2 separate regions of the Mus musculus genome follow, and region 2 is linked to region 1. A link is a loop called in an ENCODE intact Hi-C map of the cell type or tissue named here. Cell type or tissue: heart. All regions are shown on one strand.

The links. Peaks named below come from ENCODE experiments on the same cell type or tissue, not always from the same donor. Only the 100,000 strongest peaks of a DNase experiment are listed, where the experiment ranks them.
Region 2: a loop joins it to region 1, with 2.2 times the contacts of the local background. A loop is called at or near these places in 3 of 42 quality-filtered maps.

Annotation. Positions count from the first base shown.
Region 1 is chr15:51,592,076-51,600,075 of GRCm38, forward strand. No RefSeq gene overlaps it. Among named protein-coding and RNA genes, the nearest start is that of Gm34503, 4.3 kb to the left of the region's middle. In heart, a CTCF peak has its summit at 3,769; DNase peaks (open chromatin) are centred at 206 and 996; H3K4me3 peaks cover 321 bases; H3K27me3 peaks cover 273 bases.
Region 2 is chr15:51,244,155-51,252,154 of GRCm38, forward strand. The region is part of intron 4 of Gm19303 (predicted gene, 19303); the gene reads right to left. Among named protein-coding and RNA genes, the nearest start is that of Gm19303, 150 kb to the right of the region's middle. In heart, no CTCF peak of the experiment used is centred here; DNase peaks (open chromatin) are centred at 4,087 and 4,687.

The sequences.
Region 1 (8,000 bases):
AGGCGTTACAGGGTAAGGACTTTACTTAAGCAAGGTGGACTGACAGGCGCAGTACTTCCTAAAGCCAGGCAGTAGCTGAAATAAATTGGAATCAGCTTCTTTATTCCCACAGGAGACAAAGCTAAGAGGAAAAAGTCAGGGAGGGAATTATTTGCTCTCCCTCCCCGCCGCCGCCCCCCAGCCCTGGCTGCAGTGTGGTTTAATCTAATTTGCATATGAGACTGGGAGTTCCTGGAAGCTCACTCCCCTGTGGCTTCTAGACTCCCACCCTTCTTTCCACCAGTGACTGCATGCTGCCTATTTAATGGCGACTGGACACTGAGCATAGGAAAGGCTGCAAAATTCGTTTAATCGCCTCGAAAACTGGGCAATTATACTGCCCTAAAATAGTGACATCTCCTTCCAGAACCTTCAGTAGTTACTGAAAAACACATGGGATACTGTATCTACTGAGAGTGGAGCCAGAAAAGCAAAGAGTTAGTGTTTCCTACTAATACATTTTCTCCTTTCAAACTTCAGAAGGCTTCACCCCGCCACACCCAGCTACTTAAGACCGCTTCCAAGTAGTGACAGCAACTGTTGAAAGATGACATTTTTGCAACCCTTTCCCTCAAACACTCCTGGTAAGGTGGCCCTCCCCCAGTAGATCATACACTTCATCATCTCTGTCTGCCTGTCTGTCCAGAGAGGGACAGGATCCAAGAGGGAGATAACCTGTAGAGATGGTGCTGGATCAAACCGAAGGGGCTGAGCTCATGGTGCGCAATCAGTGAGGATTGGGGCGCCCCACCCCCACCCCCCGCCCACCTCGGAAGCTGAGTCATAGACCCGGCCAGTGTGTTTAATCACTTGGAAACTGGTTAGAGTGAACAGGACATGTAGTGATTAGCAATTCAGTCTGGTCTCAGAGCTTCATGTTTTTCAGTGTCCTATGCCAACTGCGGCCTTCCCCTTGTAGTCAACAGGAAGCAAGAGGAGCAGGCCAAATGTGACACCCCTTGACGTAACCCTGGATGGACTTCAGCCCTCATTCCTCCACCCAGTAATGGAGAGGTTTTAAAAAAGTAAGCCTTTCTGGCCAAACACCCCTCAAGTACCAAGGGTAGAATAAAAAGAACTTAAGAAAGCAAGCAAGCAAGCCTGTTTGGATGACTAGTTAAACCTTACGTGGATGTTACATAATAGAAGGAGGAGGAAAGGGAGGAAGAAGGGAAGATGTCTCAATTTGGGGTCTGAAGACAGTAAGAATCAAAAAGTAACAGTGAATCCACAAACTATTGTGCCAACTAGAAAGAGACTGCGACTGAGGCAGATGCAAAATCTACGTTCCTGTTTTTTTTTTTTTTTTTTTATTCTGCTGTATATGTGAAATATCCCCCATTGAACACATGTAGTCAGACCTTATACAAATGAGCCATTTAGGAAATAACTCCTATTTCTGATTAACATCACCTTGTGCTGATTCATGGTTAACCATTTGCAATTCCAGTCTTGAGAGCAGGGAGATTTAAAATGGGATCATTTCATTCACGAGTAGGGTTTAATAAAGGGGAAACCATGCGTGTCTTTGCAGTCATCCTCTAATTGCCCCTAACTTCCATTCTTCTACTCTAGTTCTTCCCACACATGGAGTCCTCAGATTATTTTCCAAAAATACCACCGCCTTACACATATTTAGTTGTCTTGTCATTGGGAGATCCATTCTGTAGCAAGGCAAGGCTAAGGTTAATAAGCCACTGGTATAAAGAGACTAGGGTTATCATTATTTTGCCAGCACTGCAAAAAGATTTCTGAGTCACGCTATTGAAGAAATTCAGTTTCTCACGTAACCCTAGGTGGGATGGCCCCTTTAGTTCAGACTGAAAAACAAATATCCCCGTTTTATTTGCTTTTATTTTGTCATGACCAGACATTGTGGCCAAAGGAATTTGTGAAAGAAAGCATTGAGTCTGTGGATCAGAACTCCAGCATTCACTCATGACCATTATGGTGGGAGCATGGCAGCAGGCATGTCACTAAGACATCCTTATCCACAAGGAGGCAGAGAGGGCTTACTGGAAATGGTGAGAGCTTCTGAAACTGCAAGCCCACCCCCTACCAGTGATGTCACCTCCAACAAGGCCACACCTCCTAATCCTTGACAGTTCTAACTGACAACCAAGCGTTCAAATAGCCTATGGTGTTGGGGGGAGGACAGTCTCATTCAAAGCAGGACAGCCCTGTAATGGAAGCCCTCACTTTTCCTCCCTGTTCCCTACAGCGAGCCTCGAGCCTCGGTGTTTCTCTTTCCTGCCCTCTCTTGTAATCCCATCTCACATCTCCACTTCACCGGAAGAAGGCATCAAAGTTCACACCTCCTCCTCTTACTAAATCAACAAGTACAATGGAAAGAGCAGCCTCCCCTATGCTATGTGTTGGGGGTGTCCTGAGAGTGAGATATCAAATGTAGATGGATTTAGGAAAGGGGTTTCTCAAGCTAAAGAGAGGGTGGGACCTCAGGGAATCCATGTAGAAACCCTGCAGAAGGCACAGGTCTGGAAGCAGGAATAACGGAATAAATTGTTTGAAAATTACCTCTTTCCTGAGGATCCCCCTACTCACAACCTATGACTCAAAAGCAACTATTTCCTCAAGCCCTTCCACAAAATGGAAGTAATAAAAAATAGTGTTAAATAATTGCAGCAATAATAAAGACCAACCATTCCTAGTGTGGAATGAGCAGTTTGAATATTCCTAAAAACAACACAGCTCATTATAAACTATTGGGCAAGAAATCCCTGAGGCAACCAGAAGACCAAAAAACTATGAGGCCCCCAGGTTCATGCCTCAGCTCCTCACAGCAGACCCAGATTCGATGTTGAAACATGGAAGAGCATCTTGCATTAGAGTAAAACAAGACAAGAAGAGAACCTGCCTTTGCCTGCCATGTCTATGACTCCTCCCTCTGACCACACAGGCTTCCATTACAATTTAACCCCTGTTTCTCAGCTGTGCCAGCTGACATCTTGGAGTTGCTTTCTTAATATCTGAGAAAATGTTGCTTTGGGAGAAAGTGTTACGAAGTAGCTACTCAATCTCACCTGCATCTACTTTTGTGTCACACAGAAAACTGGCCTAGCATGGCAAGAGTTTTAACATTGTCTTTCTAGTGCCCCAAGAGCCTACTTGGAAGCAGGAACCATTCTCAGAATCCTGTAGTATCAAGTCCCACCCACATCAATTGCTTTTGAATTGGTTGCACATGCTGTAACTTCTCAATTAATATATCTCGAGATTCATTGAATGCTTTTTAGCAATTTCCTTATCTATAAAAATAACACATGCCCAGAACCATAGAAGTAGAATAATTAAATGAGTTCACAAACCTTATATGCTTAGACCTTTTCCATTAAGAATCAGATAAAAAAAATATCTTAGGCACAGCTATACAGATCATTTCTGTCTCAGCTGCTTCACCTCCATTACAGTTGAGCGAAGTCAACCACAGATGAAGGAAGGTAACCAATAAAACTTTATTTATAAAACCAGACAGTGAGTTGGATCCAGCCACCTGCAGTAGTGAAAAGACCTCTGGCTCAAACAACAAGAGTTCAATAGATTTATTATAGTTTTTATCACAATCAGCACTGGCAGGTCAGGTTCACCTATTGCTTATGCTGCCTAATAGCATCATTAATTAAACTCTTAAGTACCTAACCTTGTCCATTCATCACTGGCCACTGAGGAGGAAAGAGAACATGGCAGGCTCTTTGCCTTGCTTATACATGCATATCATCTAGTGGTGGAGAGGTGCAATTGCAAGATTTTTCCCCCAGAGTGTCTTGGTCATGTTCAAGCACACTCTCACCAGAAGATAGCTCTCTCAGGCCATCCTCATGGAACAGCGATGCCCACACCATAGACACTGGTCACAGCCCCATGGTTTCAGACATTCTTCCAACAAGCCCTTGTATTGTGCTTAGAAAACAGGGTTTTTGTGTAGATGACCCTAAGTGTTCAGCGAGGAGGGAAAATGAACCTGATTATGAAAATATTTGTTAGTCAAGTAATTGTGTGCTCAACAATATGAACATTAGATGAAAATATAATTAACATTTGTTATCTTGAAGTTAGTTCTCAGCAGAACACAAAGATATTTCTCAGCATGAAATATGGAGGAGTCCTTATCCAAGATCTTAACTTTCTCTCTACAGTCTTGGTCTGTGGTCTGTGCAGGCTGCTAGTCACCTTCTGCACCTGGTTCTGATCTGTGTTCCATGATGACATATGTTACCATTACCACAACCTCATATTAAGGACAATAGTACAAATGGTTGAGAACTGGTCTCTCTGATATTGTGTAGATGTGAATAGTGAATCAAATCTTCATAAACATTCTAGACCTGGCTTTTTTTTTCTCTCTCTCTCTTATTGTGTTCAGAGATTCTGTCATTCTTTGTATTTTTGAGAAAATTTTCTCCGCCTTGTTTCTGAGACTCATGGATTTCTTTGTTTTCTCAGCTATATCCTTATAGAACCACCATTACCACCACAGCCCTTGCCTTCCACGGCTCCTGGATGGCCTGAGACCCACATCTCTATTTTCTGGCGAACTCATTTCCTGGGCATTTGGGTCCCTCCCTCCTTCCCTCTACTATGACTTAGAAGGGCTCCCCAGTGCTGCCCTTGAGGAAGTTTTCCACCCTATGTTTGGAAAAAGTCCCTATTTTATATTTCCCAACTGTTGAAGTTGATGGGAAAGTCTGGTCACAATACTCTTTGGATTAGCTTTGAGATTCTGGGCCCCTTGCCCTTCCCAGCAATTTATGTGCCTCGTCAGGTTTTCCACAGTCATCAGATAGATAGCACACTTCCTCTTTGCATCTATCTGCCTCTGGGCTCACCCCCTAAGTTTTAGGATGTTCTTGGAATCATGTGTGAAGACAATGCTGGGCGATAAATCAATGGATGCAGCACTTGAAAGCTCAGAATTCTGTCCTTGACTGTAATAGGATGTAGTGGGACAAGGAAGTCAACACTAAAGTCCACCTCAGTCAATGTAATCTGTCCATCTAGATCTAAAGTTGTTCTGAAAAGAGACCACCTGGGTTTCAGTTATAGTCCTGCATCACTTAACAAGAATATGTTCTGAGAAAGGAATCATTAGGAGACTTTGGAGGTTGGTTGGTTGGTTGGTTGGTTGGTTGGTTGGTTGTTTGGTTGGTTGGTTGGTTAGTTAGTTGATTAGTTAGTTGATTAGATTGCTTGCTTGCTAGTTTATTGAGAGAAAAATCTCCTGTATTCCATGATAGCCTGAAACTATATTCATAGATGAGGATGAATTTAAACATTAGGTCCTCCTGTGTCCATGTGCCCTGTGCTGAGATTATAAGTATATGCCACCACATCAAGTTTATGCAACAGTGGGAAGCTGAATTCAGGGCTCTGTGCCCATTAATCAAGTGTTCTACAGACTAAGCTAAGGCTTCCCTCATGCCAGGAGTTTCGTTTTGTGGGACCATCTATCACAGAGTACACTTGTACAAACATAGCTTGCCAGCCCATCAGTTGATGGTATGATGGTGTGAAACAGTCACCACACTGGTGGCAGTACAGCCTATTCATGCCACTTCCAGGAAAAGATATTAAAATAATTTACCCAGCACCCAGCAAGCTTCCAGCCTTCTTTAGCAGAAAACAAAGGCTCTGAGTTTCTGTTTTGGAGGAGCAAACACACTTCTCTTTTCTTTTTGGCATCAATATCTCTTCCAGGTACATCAATTCAGGGTTTTCAGTGGTGGAGCCTGCTTGGACTCCAGCTACCACTATCTTCCTTTTCATTACCCAACACCCCAGGGGCTTGCACCTCAGATGTGCCTGAATGTAGCACCGTGGTGCTGTCTGTATGAGAAAGGGCCTGGAATCCTTTTGAATGCTCAGTAGGTTTCTTCCCATTTCAGAATTTCTGCTTCCAAGTTCTACAAGAAAGAGATATTTTTGAATTTTTATTTGTGGCATATATCCTGCTTATGCCAGCAGATGCGTCAAAGATACCACAACTAAAATAGGATTTTTATAGGAAAACAGAATGTAGGGCCTGAATTAATTGCTGACATCATATGTACTCCCTCAGACTAGCTATTCCGAAACAACTCTGCCCCCTTCCCACATATTTTACCCCCTACCCATTCGTTGTTATTATTAAGGACACATGTATAGAAATAGGATCTTGCCTTAGTGAACTCTTTCCATGCCAGCTGCTCATTCCTCCAACGGATTTTACAATTGTCCCTTTCCACATCACAGTCAGTCATTGTACAAACGAGAATGTCCTCCAAGAACAGATTGTGACTTTAGGTGGAGAAAGAGCAGCCATCAGAAGCAGATGAACTCTCAGTGAGCCAAGATTGGGACTGTGCCACAAATGTCCTCAGGAAGACATGGGGGAAGAAATACAAATGAAGAAAAATCAAAACAATAGATTAAAGCAGAGGTGAGACTATGCTGAAGAATATTGAGAAACAGGTTTTTAAGAGATATCAGTTATTTCGTAGGTTGTATATGACCACAAATCTTAAAAGTTTGTAGCCTCGGCCACAATTCTGAATTCCCCTACTTAGGCTGAATTTAAGCCACAATTCTGAATTTCCCTACATAAGACCTAGGCTCCAAAATAGGTGCCACTATTTGCTGCCACTGCTCTTAAATAGTTCTGTATTATTTCTCTTTTTAAAGTAGTTTTTATCTTTTGAGGATATAATTACATCATTTCCAACTTTCCCTGTCCTCCTTCCAATCTCTCCCATATATGCCCTACCCCCTTTTTCTCTCACAAACTCATGACTTCTTTTCCTACAATTTCTTACATTAAACTCAGCACTTGAATGCTTTCCATCTGCTATAAGGTATTTTGGGTCTCCAGCAACTTCTTCCATTTTATCCTCTTCACCGTATTTATTAATTAGAGAGAATTGATGAATGTACCAAGCCTGGTTGTGTTTTGCTTTGGCTTGTTTTGGGTTGGGTTGGGTTGAGTTGGGTTGGGTTGGGTTGGGTTGGTTTTTTGAAAGCTTTAATTTTGGTTAATTTGGAAGTAAAATCATGATGGAGAGGGCCTGTGGATAAAAGAGTCTTGAGAAGCCTATCAGAGGACTTGCTAGAACTGTGTTGTGATTTGTTTTACTGCTCCCTAAAATTCATCCTATATTGTGTTCAAAATCACACTCTCCTTCTATACACCTGTATATGGTGGACTTCTCAGAATGGACCCGAGAAGGACAAATGTAGAGTGAATCACAAATAAATACCAAAAAAATTTAACGAAAACTCTATGTCTCAACTAAGAGAATTATGTCTTGTTGAAAGTTTCTGCATTTGCCAGTGGTAGTGATTTACATTTGTGTGTGTGTGTGTGTGTGTGTGTGTGTGTGTGTGTGTGTGTGTGTGCGTGTGCCACAACATACATGTGGAAGTCAGAAGACAACTTGCAAGAGTCAGTTCTCTTGTTCTACTGTGTGGGATCAGGGATTGAACTCAGGTCATCAGGCTTGGTGGCAGATGCCTTCACCCATTGAACCTCCTCATCAGCCCAGTCAGCTATGAATGTTAACCTGATACCTAATGCAGTCACCCCTAGGAGAGGTATCTTAGAAGGTAAGCTTAAATATCTTTGTTTTCCACTCAAGAAAGGTAAAGTTGAATAGCTCATCCAAATTCTAATCTAGCGCATGCCATCTCAGGTCAAGCCAACTCAAGAACATCTTTGCTTAGTTCCTCCTTCAAGGTTTCTCCAGCATTTTCCAAACAGTTTACCTTACCCCTTCCAGACCCAGTATCCTCTCAATCATGGCAATCCAGGGGCAGCTACAATGTTACAGTTTTGAAACACAGCCACTGGGCAACAATGAAGTAGAAACTCTGGTCTAGCAGATAGAGCACTTAGGCCCTGGGCAACTTCCCGGGCTCTTGTGCTTGCTGTGTAGCCTTTAGTTCTCCCCTCTGAAAACTGCACCCGTATTTTG
Region 2 (8,000 bases), 350 kb before region 1:
CATACAGTCATTTCAACTCATATTTTTTCCTAAGAAAGCCATTTTACACATCTTTAATAGGTCTCTTTTTGAAACTCAAACTTGGCAGTCTTCCATTTCTGTGCTCATTTGTTTATCTTAAATGTCATATCTATGAGACTTTTCCTATCTAAGAGGACCAGAAAATGGAGGAACTCCAGTGACAAATAGGATTTGGGTAGGCATCTTTCTAGGGTGATGGTCCTTTGGATTTCTGACTGTACCTGGCTTAGCTCATAGAAGATTGTCCAGCATCACAGTGAGTCCCTTGTGCTTCCCAGTCAAGCTTTCACAAAGCCTTGGGTGGTGAGCTTAACAGCAAAGCTGCCTTAGCTTGGCTGGTACTTACTATTTTGAGAAAATGTTCAAAGGTCCTTCCAGTCATAAAACACTGGAGAGAGGGGAGCTAGAAAAAGTCTAACTTTAATTTCTTGAATTTGCACTTGCAAAAACACACATCTTCACCAAAATTAAGAAGACTTGAGAATTTGGCTTTCAGCAAAATTCCACCCTTGGGATAGCAGGATTGAATGCAGATTTTTGCTGTGGGCAAAACCTCACCATTATTTCTAGACAATGGGCTTTCTGTAGTGAACATGGTGGCACACTGCACATAAAATGGCCATGAGCCAATTCCCAGTTTTCTCCAGTGAGTTTGCCAGATTGGCTAAAGGAGAGAAGATTTTCATACAGACTGGTAATGTGTCTGATGAAACCTAGGGGAAATTATTCTAGTTCCCATTTTCACAAAGAATGAATGACGGTTTGAGGGCTTAGAGAAAATATGTTTGATTGCTTCCAAAAGGTTGACGGGCCACCCAATATTCCTTTAATATCTGAAGGGGACCTACCCTCACAGACATTCTGTATGAAGTTGCTCTCCTTGACTTAAATCATTACTTCTTCCCTAACTTATACATTGTGTGAATCACCTGATTCAAATGTAGAGTTTGATTCTGAGTTAAGGGGACGTGACTCTACATTTAACAAGCTCTATATGCATGGTGTTGAGATTGCTAGTCTGTTTACCACACGCTAAGTAGCAAGGAGTAAAATGACCACATGCAGTTTACATAAGCAACTCAACAAATAATACAAGAAATTGAGGAATACAGATGAACGGGATGCTCTCCGCATACCATAGAATTCTATTAAGCAGTGAAACACTGATAGATAAAAGAACCTGGATAGATTTCCAGAATATTATGGTGAGTGGAAAACTTGCAATCTCCCAAATTGTATTCCCTTCGACTAAATTTATATAATATTTGTTAAATAATAATTTTAGAAGTTAAAGAAGGTTAGTATTTGTTAATGAGATCTAAGCCCAGCAACCCAGTGTTCTAAGGTGAAAAGTGAGCAAACAACTAACAAAAAGACCAACTCAGGGTCCTGCTTCTGCCGAACTAAGTCATCTTTAATTTAATCCTAATATTCAGTTAAGGTTATTTCCAGTTCACGCATTCAACTACCTCACATGGCTGATATGATTGACTGGGATCTAGGGGCATGTTAAGAATCTTTAAATTTCAGATTTTATTTATTTAAAATGGAAATCAACAAAGTTCTTTAAAACCAAACAAAATTCTCTCTGAATTATAACTGAGCTCTAAGTTTTAAATTGGTAAGCGGCAAACATATTCAAATCAAGAGCACTGTCAAGCATCAGGTACTTCCTCGTGTTATCGCTTATGAATGATTTTCCAGGGACCCCTGTGGCTGAATTAGGAAAAACGCTGGAAGAAGCTGAGGAGGAGGGTGACCCCATAAGAAGACCTGCATTTTTAACTAACCTGGACCCCTGAGATCCCTCAGACACTGAGCCACCTACTAGGCAGCAGACACCAGATGATGTGAGGTCCCGGACACATATACAGCAGAAGACTGCCTGATTTGGCCTCAGTGAGAGAAGATGTGCTTAACTCACGAGAGACTTGAGGCCCTAAGGGGTGGGGAGGTCTGGTGGAGTGGGGGTGAGGGGTGAGGACACCCTCTTGGAGATGGAAGGAGGAGGTATGGGGTGAAGAACAGTCAGAAGGTGGACCAGGAGGGGGATAACAACTAGACGGTAAAAAAAAATAAATAATAATAATAATTAAAAAATGAAAAAGAAAAAATTCTCTTCCTTGGCACATCTACAGACTGTTGCATGTTTTTGTTTTGTTTTGCCTCCCTCTGGTAGCATATCATTTGTCCTGGTAGCAAAGTGGACAAGATCAAGCTGGACAAGTCAATCCGTCAGGCAGCCTTCAGTTATCTGCCCTATTTAAATACACTGTTTCTTCTCCCTCCCAGTGTTCTTAGTACAACAGGCTTGGCCTCTAAATATCACATCAATGAACTCATTTGTCATTTGGCTCTTGAGTTAGGTTCAGCTGGGAGTTGATAAAGAGAACCTACTAGGACGGGTGTTGTCTTCTCTGGTTCTCTCCTTTTTACTTTAGTTGTCTTATATAACCAAGAACTGTATTCTGAACAATCCATACTGAACACACATTTTTTTTTGTCCCCAGTTTTCGTAGATACTTTCCCTCACCTGTCCCTTCAGGGAAACATGAAAATGATAGGCCTATTTTCACAAGCACTGAGTAAAAACTCGAAAACTCTGTTCTTATGGCTTTTCTACAGTTCTGTCAAGTCATTGTAAAATTTGTTGCGTTGTGAAACTGTTTTAAAATTGTTCACATTGAGTGTGCTATTTGTTTTTGATTGATATATACTGTGGGGGAGGGTTTTGTTTATTGGCAGATATTTCCTCTCCTTACCTCCTTTTCATTTAATAGCATGTAAGTATGCTCTTCCTGCTAGTGGAGCATAACGGGGTGTCAAGCAAGGATACATGGGGTTGGCTTTAACACCCTAACAAGAGACATCCTTAAGATGGCATCTTTTCCTTTTTCCTCTTTTCATAAGTTAGATGTTTGGGGTAAGTGGATTTCACTAAGGGACTAATCCATGAAGCATCAGCCTTAACTAGCATCCAAAGAAAGAGAAGGGGTGGGCCGAAACTGTCAAGATCCAGGGCTTGATGACACCTCTGATCAATAGTACCACATTATACTGATGCTATTTAGACTTCTCATTAACAATGCAATATGCACCCACAGGCTTAAATTTCTGTTAATCAGGTTTTCTTTATCTGCAACTAAATTATTCCAAGCTAATGGAGCAATCTATCTTTATTGCAAATACAACCGTGCCACTTTCAGGCTTAACATATGGGAGTGATTCATCGTCATCTACAGAATAAATTTCTCTGGTAGCATGCAACATTTTTCGTGATGCTGGTACAGTTTCAGCTTCTTCACTTTCAGGATGCTTCACCCTGCATGTCACACACTCTTGCTTCCGAGCTCCGGTAGTTTCTTATAAAGTGTGACATGTGATCCTGCTTTTATATAAAAGGCTTTCTTGGGAATATCCTTTTGATCATCTTTCTCCAGTATCTCTCTTACTCATATTCAAGAGTGCATGTAATTAGACTAGGTCTGCATAGTTTTAATCAGCAAGAACCTGCTGTGAATTTTTCAAGAAGTGTGATTTATGGAATGGATTTTGTTGCTATGTTATGGATTTGTATAACAAGATGCCAGATACTGATCTCCTGGTAGCTAATTTAACCACCAACTTCAAAGATAGGGCAGCATCCTGATATTGGAACCCTCTTTCAATTCTTAATCACTTCTTCAAACGTGTTATTTTCAGAACTTTCATCCTCTGCTTCCTGACGTTCATAAGTATCTAATAAGAACCACTACTGTTCTTCACAATATCTTGACTCATCATGGTTTGGAAATGACTGAAAGGTAGATTTAGAAGTCAGGAAAAGCTCAAAATTCACCCTGATGCTTAAATTATTAGGGCAAGTAACTTAGACAGAGGCCACTCTGGCTTGATATTTCTATCCGCCTAACTCACTTTCCTTCCATTTGATGGGAGGTTTCTAAAATCCATTCTGACTTCCCCAGCCCCAACGATCTTGTCAGCTTAAGGCAGTGCAGTGTGGCTTCTGATACAGCTCATCGGCTGACACTCTTCTTCCAGATGTTTCCAATTCCCTCTACAGTTGCTCAAGCTCGGGGATGTCTGCCAATCCGTATCTCACTTGACCTTTGAGCATTTCCCAGGATGGACCACTTCGTCCTTTATGCAATTCCCTTCTGTTTTTCTTCCTTTCTTTCTTTCTTGGCTAATTTTCCTTAGTTTTCCTGGGCCCCTCTAAATATTTGCATTTCTTGGATCTGTATACAATCTCTTCTCTTTATGTTATCACTTCTTTCTCCACATACTACACTTGGCTCATACCACCCAATGCTGAGATCTCTGTCTCTGTCACTATTCACATATTAGCTCATCTCCCAACTGTCAGTACTCCCTGTTCTAAATACAATCTTTGGGGTGATCTTTGCACAAGTTGATTGTAATCTTGATGAAAACTTTTCTCACAATCCTAGAATGAAGGCTTACATCCTCCTCCTCATGTTTTCTTGTAGCAGAACGTTAACTTGTCCTCCTCTTCTGATAAGCTCTCACTGACTCTGTTCCTTATTGCCAAGAGCAGAAGGGTGATTCATTTATCTCTGCTGAACTTTGACTTTCGTAGAGTCTGGCCCTTCTGAATCCTCATCTGACTTCAGAGACACACATTCCACCCGCCTCTGCTGCCAGGCGGTAGGTTTCTGCCTTTATGGGAGAGTTTGAAGTTTCAGGGAAGGTTTGGCATGTTTGCCGACCACATATGCAAATCATCTGTTCAGGGATGAAATTAACAGCCTCAAGAAATGAAGATACAATCACCTTGGCAAGTTCCTGACTCTTGATTCCTGGGAGGGTAAACTTTGATAAGAAAACCGCATGCGTCTCTAAAGAATTTTTTGAAAACTTGGAGAACGTTGAAGGAAAGTGACTCAACGTAAGAGTCGATATCGATCTGCAGCTTGACATAATCTAGAATTTCCTGGGAGATGAGGCTTGCCCCCACCAGTGAGGGTTTTTCAAGGTTGGAAATTGCACACAATGTCATTCTATGGGCTTCAGTCTCCAGGAAGAATGTTTATAAAGCAAGCTGAGCACAACTTCTTCATTCTTGCCGTCCTGACCGTGAATGCAATGTAACCAGCCACCTCAAGCTGCTACTACCGTGACTTCCTTGTCACTGAAGGCGATCACTACACAGGACTCAGAAGAAACCTTTTCTGAATTGGCTTTTGTCTTGTATTTTGTCACAGCAATGGGAGCAGTAAGTCCTTGCTACCCACGAAACTTCCCATTAAGATAGTCACCTTACCCTGTGCCTTTCTTCACTCTTACTCTCAAGTGAAGGAACAAATCATCAGTTAAGTAGATTGTGTAAGACAAATTGGGTTCCCAAGGCATTGCTCCTCCTGAGGTTTTGGGTCTACTTAGCAGCAAAGAAGAATCCAGCCTACCATTCCATGTTGGAAGATGCCCATCTATGTTGAAAACTTCAATTTAGGGTATCTGTCTACCATAGTGATTACCAAATACGTGTAGCTCAGTAGTTCTGAACCTGCATGTCGAGACTCCTTTAGTAAACTTCTCTTTTCAAAAATATTTACGTAACTATTCATAATGGAAGCAAAATTACAGCAATGAAAATAACTTTAGGATTGGGGGTCACTATAACATAAGGAACTGCATTCTAAGGTCAAAGTGTTAAGGTTGAGAACCACTGACTTAGATGCATAAGAAACCTTTTCTACAATGTTGCTTAAAATCAGAATTAACTCTGAGATGGTCTCTGCTTTCTGCCCAGTTCTTCTGAATGATTTCAGACTTCGCTGGGAAAGAAATGTTACTGCTTAATCATGGAATATTTTCTTTTACCTCAAAACAGTGCAGATGCTAACAGCAATTGCCATGGAAGCTTCAGAACCTCAGTTCAACTCTATATCTTCAGGATTGCATCCACCAGTAAAACCAGTGTTGAAAGAAATGAAGGTGGGTCCAGGGAGCAGGCTGGACTGTCCAGCCTCACCTAAATGGTTAATGTCTAGTTCAGTTATAGCCACTGCCACCAAGAAATAAAGGCGAAGGTAAGAATAATACATTTAATGTCACCCCTAGTTTCCATGTGGCCCTGCACACCTCCACATCCACGAGTTTCTACTGTTTATATGTCACCCTCCTCTAAACATGCCAACATGCAAAAATAATAAAATCAAATGTCACAGATTTCTCTTACCATCTTTGTCTACATGAGAGGAGAAACAAACAAACAAACAAACAAACAGAGAAATCTCTATAACTCCATAAGATCTACCACTCATTTTCCAGTGAGAGGATTCTAAGGCATGGCCCCTGGTGAGTGTCACATAGAGACACTCATACTGAGGAAAGTAACCAACAGGGGCCCAACAGTCTGTGCTCATCGTGAAGAATCACAAGACACAATCATGTTGATCATTTTTAGCCATGGGCCTGTTTATTTTATAGGCTATTGAAAGATAAACATCTCCAAGTGGATGGAGAAAAAGGTTCAAAATAAGTTCTCATATAAAAAAAAAAGAGTTTCGTTAAGTTAAATTTTATCCTACCATGGCAATTTGGCATCAAATAAAATGATGATCACAAGACCACAGAGATTTTTCCCTCCAACGACATGGCTTGGAGGAATGGGGACCCAGTTAACACAGCACAGCTCAAACCAATCACCAGCTTTGAAACAAGACCTTTTAAGTAAGGTTTCTGGGAATACAGGAAGCATGCAAAAGGACTCATACCTTATACTTGGTTGCAGTGAATTCTTTTCATTCTCTTTGTGCTTCTTTTTCAAATATTCTAATTTCACTAGTGTAAAAAAAAGTAATCAAAACAGGTGATATGATTTTTTTACTGTCTTAAAATTTAAAAGTCCCATCTGTCACTAATTACACATTTATTTCATTATGCAGCACTACAAAAAATAATTACTTGAGGTTTTTTGTTGACAATTTAGAGTTTAAAGTAAATACTAATTATTTTTGTTATAACTATGTATTAAATTAAATAATTCACTGCTAGACATTTTTTAGGCTCCAAATAATTTTATTAGAACCACATAAGAAAGCAATTATATAATTGGTGACACATCTGTCAATCTTATAAATCCATCTTATGAAGTTGGAAGAATTTTTTCTTCTTCTTCTTGAAACAGAGATGGCTACTTCATGTGAACACTGCAGCATTTTCTCATGATGTATGGGGCGTAGCTAGCCAGCTGTTTGGCTCAGTCATTCTACAAAAGTAGCCCTGACACTCCTCAGTTAAGTCGTACCTAGCATGACCTTCAGCTGAAACACAAAGTCTCTTGATAACTGCTGATTTCTACTTTCAATTCTCCCAGAAATTAAAATCTCTCTCCCCAAATTCCAACCAGAAGTTGCTGTGAATTCCATTTGGAACTTGTGCTAATAATAATATTTTCTGGAATAATAACAACAGGTTTGGATTTAATTAAATATGTTGCTCACTGAAGCATCTGTTTTAAACATTCATCAATGGCAGTTCCTATGGGATGTCCACATGGGAGTGTTTTCACTCCACCACACTATCCTAACGTGTGTTTTGGAATTTTCAAATAATTAGTTAGTCTTTGTTTTGAGAGAATTAGCCAGGATAAAAAGCAATCCTTTCCTCAAATTACAGTGATAGATGGAAGGCAGTTAGGGAGGGACAATCATTCACAGAAGCAGCCGTTTCAAAGCTTATGCAATGCAGTGTTAGGAGTCAAGTTTTCCTTCATGTTCACACATAAGTCCCATTATCATTGATGAGATTTATTCACTTATCAAGCTAAGGGCACATCCCTTCCCAATTAGACTAAGTTGCTTTTGGCAAAAAGCCACTGAAAACAGCAGATGTGGAGCTCCAGAGTATATGCCTAACCTTTCAAGAACCAGAAGCCACCTTTGAAGTAGTTGTTGCTAACATGGTTTGATGGAAAACATTACATAGATAGAAAATTTCTGAATCTGTGACTT